Regions from separate parts of the Homo sapiens genome. Here region 2 is linked to region 1. The links are chromatin loops, found by intact Hi-C in ENCODE. Cell type or tissue: PC-9. All regions are shown on one strand. Each heading gives the region's core, and the rest is flanking DNA. Links, peaks and the distances in the headings are about the cores only. Region 1 overlaps IGF1R (insulin like growth factor 1 receptor). Region 2 overlaps IGF1R (insulin like growth factor 1 receptor).

Region 1 (4,392 bases), core at 177-4,176:
GGCAAAAGGTACTTCTTACATGGTGGCAGCAAGAGAAAATGTGGAAGAAGCAAAAGTGGAAACCCTGATAAACCCATCAGATCTCGTCAGACTTATTCACTATCATGAGAATAGCACGGGAAAGACCAGCCCTCATGATTCAATTACCTCACCTGGGTCCTTCCCATAACACATGAAAATTCTGGGAGACACAATTCAAGTTGAGATTTGGGCGGGGACACAGCCAAATCATATCACCCTCTTAGCAAGGACTGTGTTCGTGATCATGACTGGCATTCACTGAACAATGACTAGGTGCCAGGCACCTCGCCAGTATTCTTTAATCTTTGCACAGTCTGTAGGGTGGATATGGATATTACTGTTCCATTTTTTGTGGAAGAGGAAATGGAGGCAAGAGACCTGATTATAACTTGTGCAAGGTGCCATGCAGCTAAGCAGCCAGCCCAAATCCAGACCTGCTTTCCTATGATTTTCCTGCCCATTACTCTCCCATCGTAGCTCACCTAATACTTCCTAGTGGGCTGCTGCTGAACACACACCCAGGGATGACTTAGTGGCTTGTCTTGCTCTGAAGAAGGCTAGGCACCATGTTGGATGAGTTCTTGAAGATGTCTTGCTCTAGTCAAGAAACTTTTAAATCTTTGGAGTTTTTGTCCACATCTGCCTAGTTCTTAGTAAACATGATGTGGGTTCTATTAGCATGGCGCCCTCCCTCCCTTCCTACCACCTTTATATGAGCGGAGAACATCTATGACTCTTATGAGAAAGGAAAGATGAAAATCAGAGTGACATAGTATAGTTAAATTGCAGATGCTTAATTATAAAACAGCTTGTTTCTGAATTTTAATTCCTTGCTTTTCTCTGACTTTTTAAATTCCCCTCCTTAGGCAGAATTCATTTTTACATTGATGATTTTTTTTTTTTTTTTTTTTTTTTGAGATAGAGTCTTGCTCTTGTCACCCCGGCTGGAGTGCAATGGTGTGATCTTGGCTCACTGCAACTTCCGCCTCCCGGGTTCAGGCAATTCTCCTGCCTCAGCCTCCTGAGTAGCTGGGATTACAGGCATCTGTCACCATGCCCGGCTAATTTTTTGTATTTTTAGTAGAGATGGGGTTTCACCATGTTGGCCAGGCAGGTCTCGAACTCCTGACCTCAGGTGATCCACCCACCTTGGCCTCCCAAAGTGCTGGGATTCTAGGTGTGAGCCGCCACACCTGGCCTGATGAATTATTTTCATGTGTGGAACAAAACTTTGATGCTGATCAGTGATTAGGTACCTTTGTTTGGTTCATTTTTAACTAAGGAGATTTCTTTCTTTTTAAAACCATTCTTTAATCTTGTAAAAATATCATTTAATGGGTGGATGTTTTAGCTGTGATGAATGACAGGTTGTCGTAAAGGAAGAAAGGTATGTGGTTTCCAGTAAACTTTTAATTCTTTTGCAAAATAAAAATAACAGTCGTACAGAGAGTAAAATATATGAAGAGTCAGGAAGTGATTTATCAAAATCAGATCTTGGACTGCTGGTTTTACCATGAATTAGGCTCTTGGAAAGTGATTGGGCCAGTGTAGGTTTACATTTTTTTTTTCTTGTTTTATTTGTCAAAGCAAACTTGTGGTTGCCTGCCCGTAGTTTAATTCTGCCTCCTTTGGGCAAACAACCGACTTTTACTGGGAGTCTTTCTCAGGGAGATAAAGGTGCACCCTGAAACTCTGCTCTCTGATTCCTCAGCAAAGTCAGTCCTGAGTATGGGGCTTGGGTGTCTCTGCAAGGCCTTGCAAGTGAGATGGGCTGTCACCTGAGCTCAGGTGGGGCTGCTCCTGCCTTGGACAGCCTCCCCAGCTTCTCCTGCATTATACCCAGGGGCTGGAGGGCAGAGAGCAGGTCTTCTTCTGCTGGTCGGGGCAGTCACAGGCTTTCCTCTCGGCCTGCTTGTCCTCCGGGTGGGTCCAGCACCCGCTGGGATTCCTGTGGGCTTAGTCACTGTGTGGCGGCGGCAGAAGGACTGGGGAAACCGCCGGCCGGCCCTGGTGCGCTGTCACCCCGAAGGAATGCGGGCCAGGCCGGGGCTGCTGGGCCTGGAAAGTTCTCCAGTCCCTGTTGCAGATCTGGCCTGCCGACTCAAAGTAAATCTCTCTTCCCCTTTATTTCCCATCAAATAAAAAAGGAACACGAGGTAGCCACTGTACTCACTGAAGATGCATTGTTTTTTTTTTTTTTTTTTTTTTAAGCGAGCAGCAGCAAGATTTATTGTGAAGAGTGAAAGAACAAAGCTTCCACAGCATGGAAAGGGACCCAAGCGGGTTGCCCTGAAGATGCATTTTTTAACTTGCTTTTTAACTAAGTATTTTTGCTCTGAGCTTTCCTGGATCTGTAAACACACCCCCAGCTATTCAAGATGGGCTTCTTGGTGAAAAGTGATGTGTCCTAGGAGAAATCACGCCTGTTGTTGCCGCTGGCCATCACAGATCCCGGTGCCTGTCTGTGAAAGGCTGGCCGGGCTGGGTGGGGATGAGAATGGTCGGGTTGTCTAGACTCAGCCTGGACTGTCTTTGACTGGAGGGGCCTGAGCTCCTCCTCCACTGCTCAAGACCCCGGTTAAGGGGACAGCAGAGCAGGGATGAGAAGTGGCCCTCTTCACATCACCTCCCAGCAAGAGGGCCTGACTTAGTGCTCCCACCATTGCCAGCCCCAGTTTCAGGGTCCCACTCAGTTGTATTTGAATAGGTCTCATGACATGTGCTTTGCTTGAAGAGCGGCTATTAGCAGCAGACGTTCAAGAGGCTGAGCTCAAGCAGGTGAGCATGTTCTGAGCCATTGTGAACCCAGTGAGGTGCCTATGCTGATGCCCAGGGCCGCCTGGGCGGGGTCAGGCCCCCATCGCTTCTTCATCCTAGCTCTGGGAGTGCATTCTGCACTCTCCCGAGGCCAGCTGGTGGCCTTTGGTGATCACCCTCTCTGTAAGTTTTTAAGTGGCTTCCTTTCCTCTGGTGGAGAAGCCAGCACCTTTATCCTATGACAAGAAAGCTCTTTGTAGTAGGTGGTAGTAGAATCAGACAGATCTGGCTTAAAATCTTGGCTGTGCTACCTCTTGGCTCTGCACATTGGTGAAGAGAATTTACCTTCCTAAGGCCTCTCAGCTACACGACTGTGGACACTCAGCTTCCTTCTAAGGTCGTTGTGAGAGGTAAAGAAAAGGGGTTAGTCCAGGGCCAGACATGGCACAATGCCTCAATGAAATATTAGCTGATACTATCATAATTTTTAAATTCCCATAGGACTCACTGTTAAAGGATTACAAGGCTGACACAAAAAATACTGCATTTTGAATTTGTGTCTGATTTATACATTTCCAAAGAGTGGAATTCTCACTACAACAGCTGTTCTTTGAAAGGTTAGATCTTTGTTCTGAGATAAATTAAGTGGAAAAAGGTGTAGAGCATTATATGTACTCTGATTCTTCAGGGCTTAATTTAAAAAGAGCATGTTTGCTGGTGAATGCTGGTTCAATCATTAAGAAGTTTTTGAGAAGGAATCCCAGAAAGTAATAAGCACTTATTTTTCATGGAAAGGAACCGGAAGTGCTTGGTGACCTCCACAGGTAATCTTGTATTATTTTTGCACTGTTTGGAATTTTTTAACCATGTGCTTTTATTTCTTCTATTCTTTTCAAAGGTCAGTAGGTGTTATCTGGACAATAGGGTTCTGGTCTGTTTTCTGTTTTCTTCATTGTACTGTGCATTAAGAAAAACCCTAATGTGCTTTTTTTTTTTTTTAAGTGAACCTTTCCACATCTCATTGTCCTTCAGTGAGAGCAGGCTGTGTGTGTGGTCTTGGTGAACTGTCCCGTTCCCTGGAGACAGTATCTGGGGGCCTCCCTGCCCTTCCCAGTAAGAGCTGGGCCTTCACAGGAATAGAGGCCTAGGATTCGCCTTCATCCTCTTGAAGAGCCCTAACAGTAGGTCCTGGCTGGGGTCTGGCATAGAATGCCCTTGGCACGATGTGTGTGAGTGTGTCTTTCCTTAGTAAATGGCCTTGAAAATGCCATGTGCTTCTGGCAGGCCTGGATAAGGTTTGCCCTGCATAACCCTTGGAAAGCACAGTTCTCACTTGTAACACCCTGTCTGCAGGTCCATGATATTGTAATTAAAAAGTTATGGGATCACAAGGGCCTATTTAAAGGGCATCTGGTCTAAAGGCACAGTTAAAAGCAGAATTTGTGTCAGTGGCTCCCTTAATTTCTCAAATATGGTTCTGTTTCTAAATTCATCCCACTGGATGTCTGTGTTGAGTTTTCTGTTGATGAAAGAATGTTTAAAAATGAGGCAGATCCAAATTCTAATGTCTGAGTGTACCACTGCTTAATTACTTTGGGCAGGTCACCTCACCTC
Region 2 (4,392 bases), core at 196-4,195, 170 kb after region 1:
TCAGGAGGCTGAGGCAGGAGAATCACTTGAACCCAGGAGGTGGAGGTTGCAGTGAGCTGAGATCATGCCGCTGCACTGTAGCCTGGGCGACAGAGTGAGACCCTGTCTCAAAAAAAAAAAAAAAGACAGATTGTAGACATGGAAAACAGATTAGTGGTTGCCAGGTGTTAGGGACATTGGGGACTAGGTTGGGCAGGGCAGTGAGTATGAACAGGTGGCATTAGGGAGAGCTTGGTGGTGACGGAACAGTTCTGTATCTTGATTGTAGTTGTGATTACACAAATCTACACAAGTGATCAGTGACACAGCACCACACACACACACACACACACACACACACACACACACACACACACAGAGTTAATTTCCAGGTTTGATACTTATATCATGTAAGATGTAGTAAACATTGGAGGAAGTTGGATGAAGGCTATGTGGGATCTCTCTGTAACTTTCTCGTAAATCTTTGCAGCTTTTTGTGACTCTATAATTATTTTAAAATAAAATTTTTTTTTTTAAATGGAAAGTTTATAGGGTATGTAGATAAATTAGAAACAACAGAAGGCCAAGTAAAAAAGTGCTGAAGGAAGCCTCTACCCAGGCTGGAAATGAGAATGTTGAATGCAATGGTAGAGGAAGGACTCTCCCCATCTGTGGGTGGGTCCAGTTCCTGTAGGACCCTTGGGGAAGCCATGACCCCCATTCTCCCAAACACACAATAGGAAAATACCAGAGAAGTTTTGTTTACCTGTTAGCTTTTAAACAAAACAGAACCCTGCATCTTTGTCTTAGATACAAAATAACCTTCATGGGTAGGGGGAAGGGACATTAATAAAAAGAGCTATAATTTACATTGTTTTTCTTGAATGTTTTTACTTCACGAAATTTGAGAGATGATTTAAGAACAATAATGTACATATAATGGCTCCCCAGCTTACCATCCTATTACACACACATCGCATAAGTTCGTATTATTTGTCTTGTTTGGAAATCAGTCCAACTTTCTGACCCTTGTTCTATATATAACTATAGATCCCAAAGGTTCAGCTGCTGGGCTAGCATTTTGTCTGCTATTTCCTAAATAATGGTAGGTAAGCAGGAAAAGTGCCAGTCTTACTTGTCCCTGACTCTTGGTGGTTCGTGGCATGTTCAGGATAGTATTTGAAACAAGAGCTCATTACAAAGTAATGGAAACCCCTTGCTTTTATTGTGTATGCAGCAAAAGCAACATTTGGATCAATTTACAAGTTTCTGCAAAACACCGTCAAGAAATAATTTCGGTTGTGCTTTAGCAAGAAAATAATGGATCTGTGCTATACCACATGCCTTTTGGTATCCCTCACTGGGCTTTGCCAAAACACTGACTGCAGGAGCTAGACTACTGTTAGGCAGAGACACTGCACTCCCTTTGCTGTCCCTGCCTTCTCTCCTAGCGACTCCTCCAGGTACACAGGCCAGGGTCACAGTATCAGAAAGCAGCTCTGTTTTCCTCCAGAACCCCCCAAGCTTCCTTTCTGCAGCACTGTCTCTCCCACATGGAACCAGCTGGCTCACCAGTCAACAGCCTATGACACACAAATGCCTTGAGGATGCAGCATGTATTTTGTCTGGAAGCAAGCAACACGCTCTTCCTTTGTAGGCTGTTTCTCCTTTTGCTTGCAATGTGAGTGGCTTATCTTGGGTGGGCTTGGGGGTGAGATACCATGTGACCACATGAACACTTCAAAACAGTTGCTTTTTCTAATGCATGCTGTAATAACAATGAAAAGCATATCCTTATGGTTTTTTTAATGCAAGAAGACAGACTCAATTATGTGTGTTTTTGATTTTTTTTTTCTTCTTCAACAGCATGTACTGCATCCCTTGTGAAGGTCCTTGCCCGAAGGTCTGTGAGGAAGAAAAGAAAACAAAGACCATTGATTCTGTTACTTCTGCTCAGATGCTCCAAGGATGCACCATCTTCAAGGGCAATTTGCTCATTAACATCCGACGGGGGAGTAAGTATTCCATCCCCCTGGAAAAACGGCTAGATCTCATGGTTTTCTTTTGTTGATGCTTTTCATGCTCCCGTCCCTGAGTCACCACTAAAATATGGGCTTAGATAAACAACATGGTGTGTAAGCCTCACGCATGACGTCTCTTCTTTGAGTTTCCCTGAAAGATAAAGAACAGATTGAAAGGCAATCTGTCTTTTAGCCATTGGCACGTCATTTATTCCTGTAAAGAGGGTCATCGCTCATCTTTTTGTTAGTCACATCTTGCATAGGAGAGGCAAGCCCTGACACATACAAACCCCAGAAGAGACCATTGGATCAGACGTGTGACTCAGCAGACTCCAGCTGTAGCCAAATCCACACATCTTTCAAGTCTAAAGAGTTTTGGTTACTTGAATTTACTGAGAAGACTGAGCAAAGGGAAGTTTAGTGATATCACGTTAAAATTTTATGAAGTCCAAAAGAATGCTAGATTTCCAAATTTACTTGTGAGAGACAAAAGGATACAAGTGTGTGTCATTGTGTACATAAAGTTTCGGTCTCACCCCTGTACAATGACCTTTATTTGCAATAGATGGCATTCCTGGTAAGTTGCTTCTGAGTTGGATTTGTGCAAAGGATTTCCCACTGACTTAGCCTATGATCTCTTCACTTCTTTGGTTTTTTGTGTGTTTGTTTTTTGGTTTTGTTTTGAGACAGGGTCTCACTGTATCACCCAGGCTGGAGTGCAATGGCATAATCATAGCTCACTGTAACCTGGAACTCCTAGTCTCAAACAATCCTTCTGCTCAGCCTCCCACGTTGCTGGGACCACAGGCACACACTACCATGTCTGGATAATTTTAAAAATCTTTTCACTTCTGATTTTTCATTGCCAAGGGCTTCTAGTAATGGTGCCTTAAATTCTCTGCCACTGGGACCACTTGGTCAAGGTACTGATAGTTTTATAAGCTAGAATAAATATCGTAAAATGGCTTTGAAGTTGAAAGGAATTTTGGGGGGGGAATCCTTTTATGAAGAATTTTTTTTTTTTTTTACAGTTTGAGAGGAAAAATAATGTATTTTGAGAATGTGTTTTCCTTAATATTTGTTAAATGAGTAGACTGTATTCTTAAGGTTTAGAAAGGACAGAAACAAGTTTGTGCTTAGTTCTTCTGAATTAGTTGATATCCCTTGTTGCTGTTCACAATACACCCACTCCCAGCCCTCCGTGATGGAGATAACTCTGTTCCCCACAACTAGGGCTTGCCCACTCTCATGGTACTTCTGATGTTTAATTCTTTTGGCTGTGTCTGCATTTCCTCATTTACTTTTAATTTGCTTATCCCTAGAACATACCTTTTGAGTGCCTAAACTTTTTTATCTTCCTGTCCTGAAGACAAAAATTTAATCTGTGAATTAAACCCATGGAGAAGTATCATTTATGAAGGGATTGGTACATATTGATGCATGATGATGAAATGTGTCTTCTGGTTTATGTCCATTGCAGGAAATAGATTGGATTTAGGATGATGGGACATCTCATTAGAGGGGAAATTTCCTGATCTTGACTAAGGCATGCTTCCTGCCCCACGTTTAAAATTCAGGATCTCTTCCTTAAAACATCAACTGCACGCAACCTCTCATCTTTCCAACTTGAACTTCCCTTTAATTTTTCTTGGAAAGCTATTAAATTAAATTAGATGTAGGGCTTTATCCTTTAGTACCCTTATTATTTTATTTGTATCAACTCAAAGCAAAATAGAGCATTTTATTAAATATGTCTTCATAAATTACGCACAGTAAAATCCCATTAATTGGACCACACCCAGTTCATTATAGTGTTTATTATAATTTTAGCATTAGTTGAACTGAAAATTGGTTTTTGTTTACTATGAGAAAAAGGTAGACTAAACAAGATGAAACCTGTTGTTTGCATATTATGTTTGTACATCTTTATTAGCAACTATTTTTCCAACTATTTTCAACTATTTTTCCAACTATTTTCTAGTTATAAAAGCAATACATAAATACTATAGAAAATTTAGCAATGCAGAAATGAATTTTTAAAAATCCCTCATAGATAGCCATTGTTAACATTTTGGTGTATTTTCTTCAAGTCTTAGTAAAATGGAACCTTTAAATATAGATCCCTGTATCTTAGGAATTAGAAAGGCAGCAAAGGCAGTTCCTAATGAGATGGAGAAAATGTTGATTTAGTCATGCCCTTGTACTGTGGGGGCCATACTGTCTGTTGACAGAGCATATTAAAAGACGTTCCCTACATTCGTCAGCCTTAGCTAATTGGCAGTCTGGTATTTATGATTTTATATTTTGTTAATCAGCTTGGGAGCTGCAGTACCCCCCAGCCTCCTAGAAACTTGGCTTCCCCTGCCTGGGAGGCCTCGTTCCAGGAGTCGTT

Evidence for each region. A loop is a pair of places that touch in the nucleus more often than their neighbours do. Peaks named below come from ENCODE experiments on the same cell type or tissue, not always from the same donor. Only the 100,000 strongest peaks of a DNase experiment are listed, where the experiment ranks them.
Region 2: it touches region 1 in a loop (5-fold over the local background); 4 of 110 quality-filtered maps call a loop at or near these places.

What each region holds. Positions count from the first base shown.
Region 1 is chr15:98,725,801-98,730,192 of GRCh38, forward strand. All of the region lies in intron 2 of IGF1R (insulin like growth factor 1 receptor), which reads left to right. Among named protein-coding and RNA genes, the nearest start is that of MIR4714, 56 kb to the right of the region's middle. In PC-9, for the core only: no CTCF peak of the experiment used is centred there; a DNase peak (open chromatin) is centred at 1,931; H3K4me3 peaks cover 818 bases; H3K27ac peaks cover 4,000 bases.
Region 2 is chr15:98,894,912-98,899,303 of GRCh38, forward strand. IGF1R (insulin like growth factor 1 receptor) reads left to right here. Exons shown (of 21, transcript NM_000875.5): 4 at 1,846-1,994. Among named protein-coding and RNA genes, the nearest start is that of PGPEP1L, 110 kb to the right of the region's middle. RefSeq lists an enhancer at 1,396-2,595. In PC-9, for the core only: no CTCF peak of the experiment used is centred there; DNase peaks (open chromatin) are centred at 2,240 and 2,520; H3K4me3 peaks cover 1,204 bases; H3K27ac peaks cover 3,188 bases.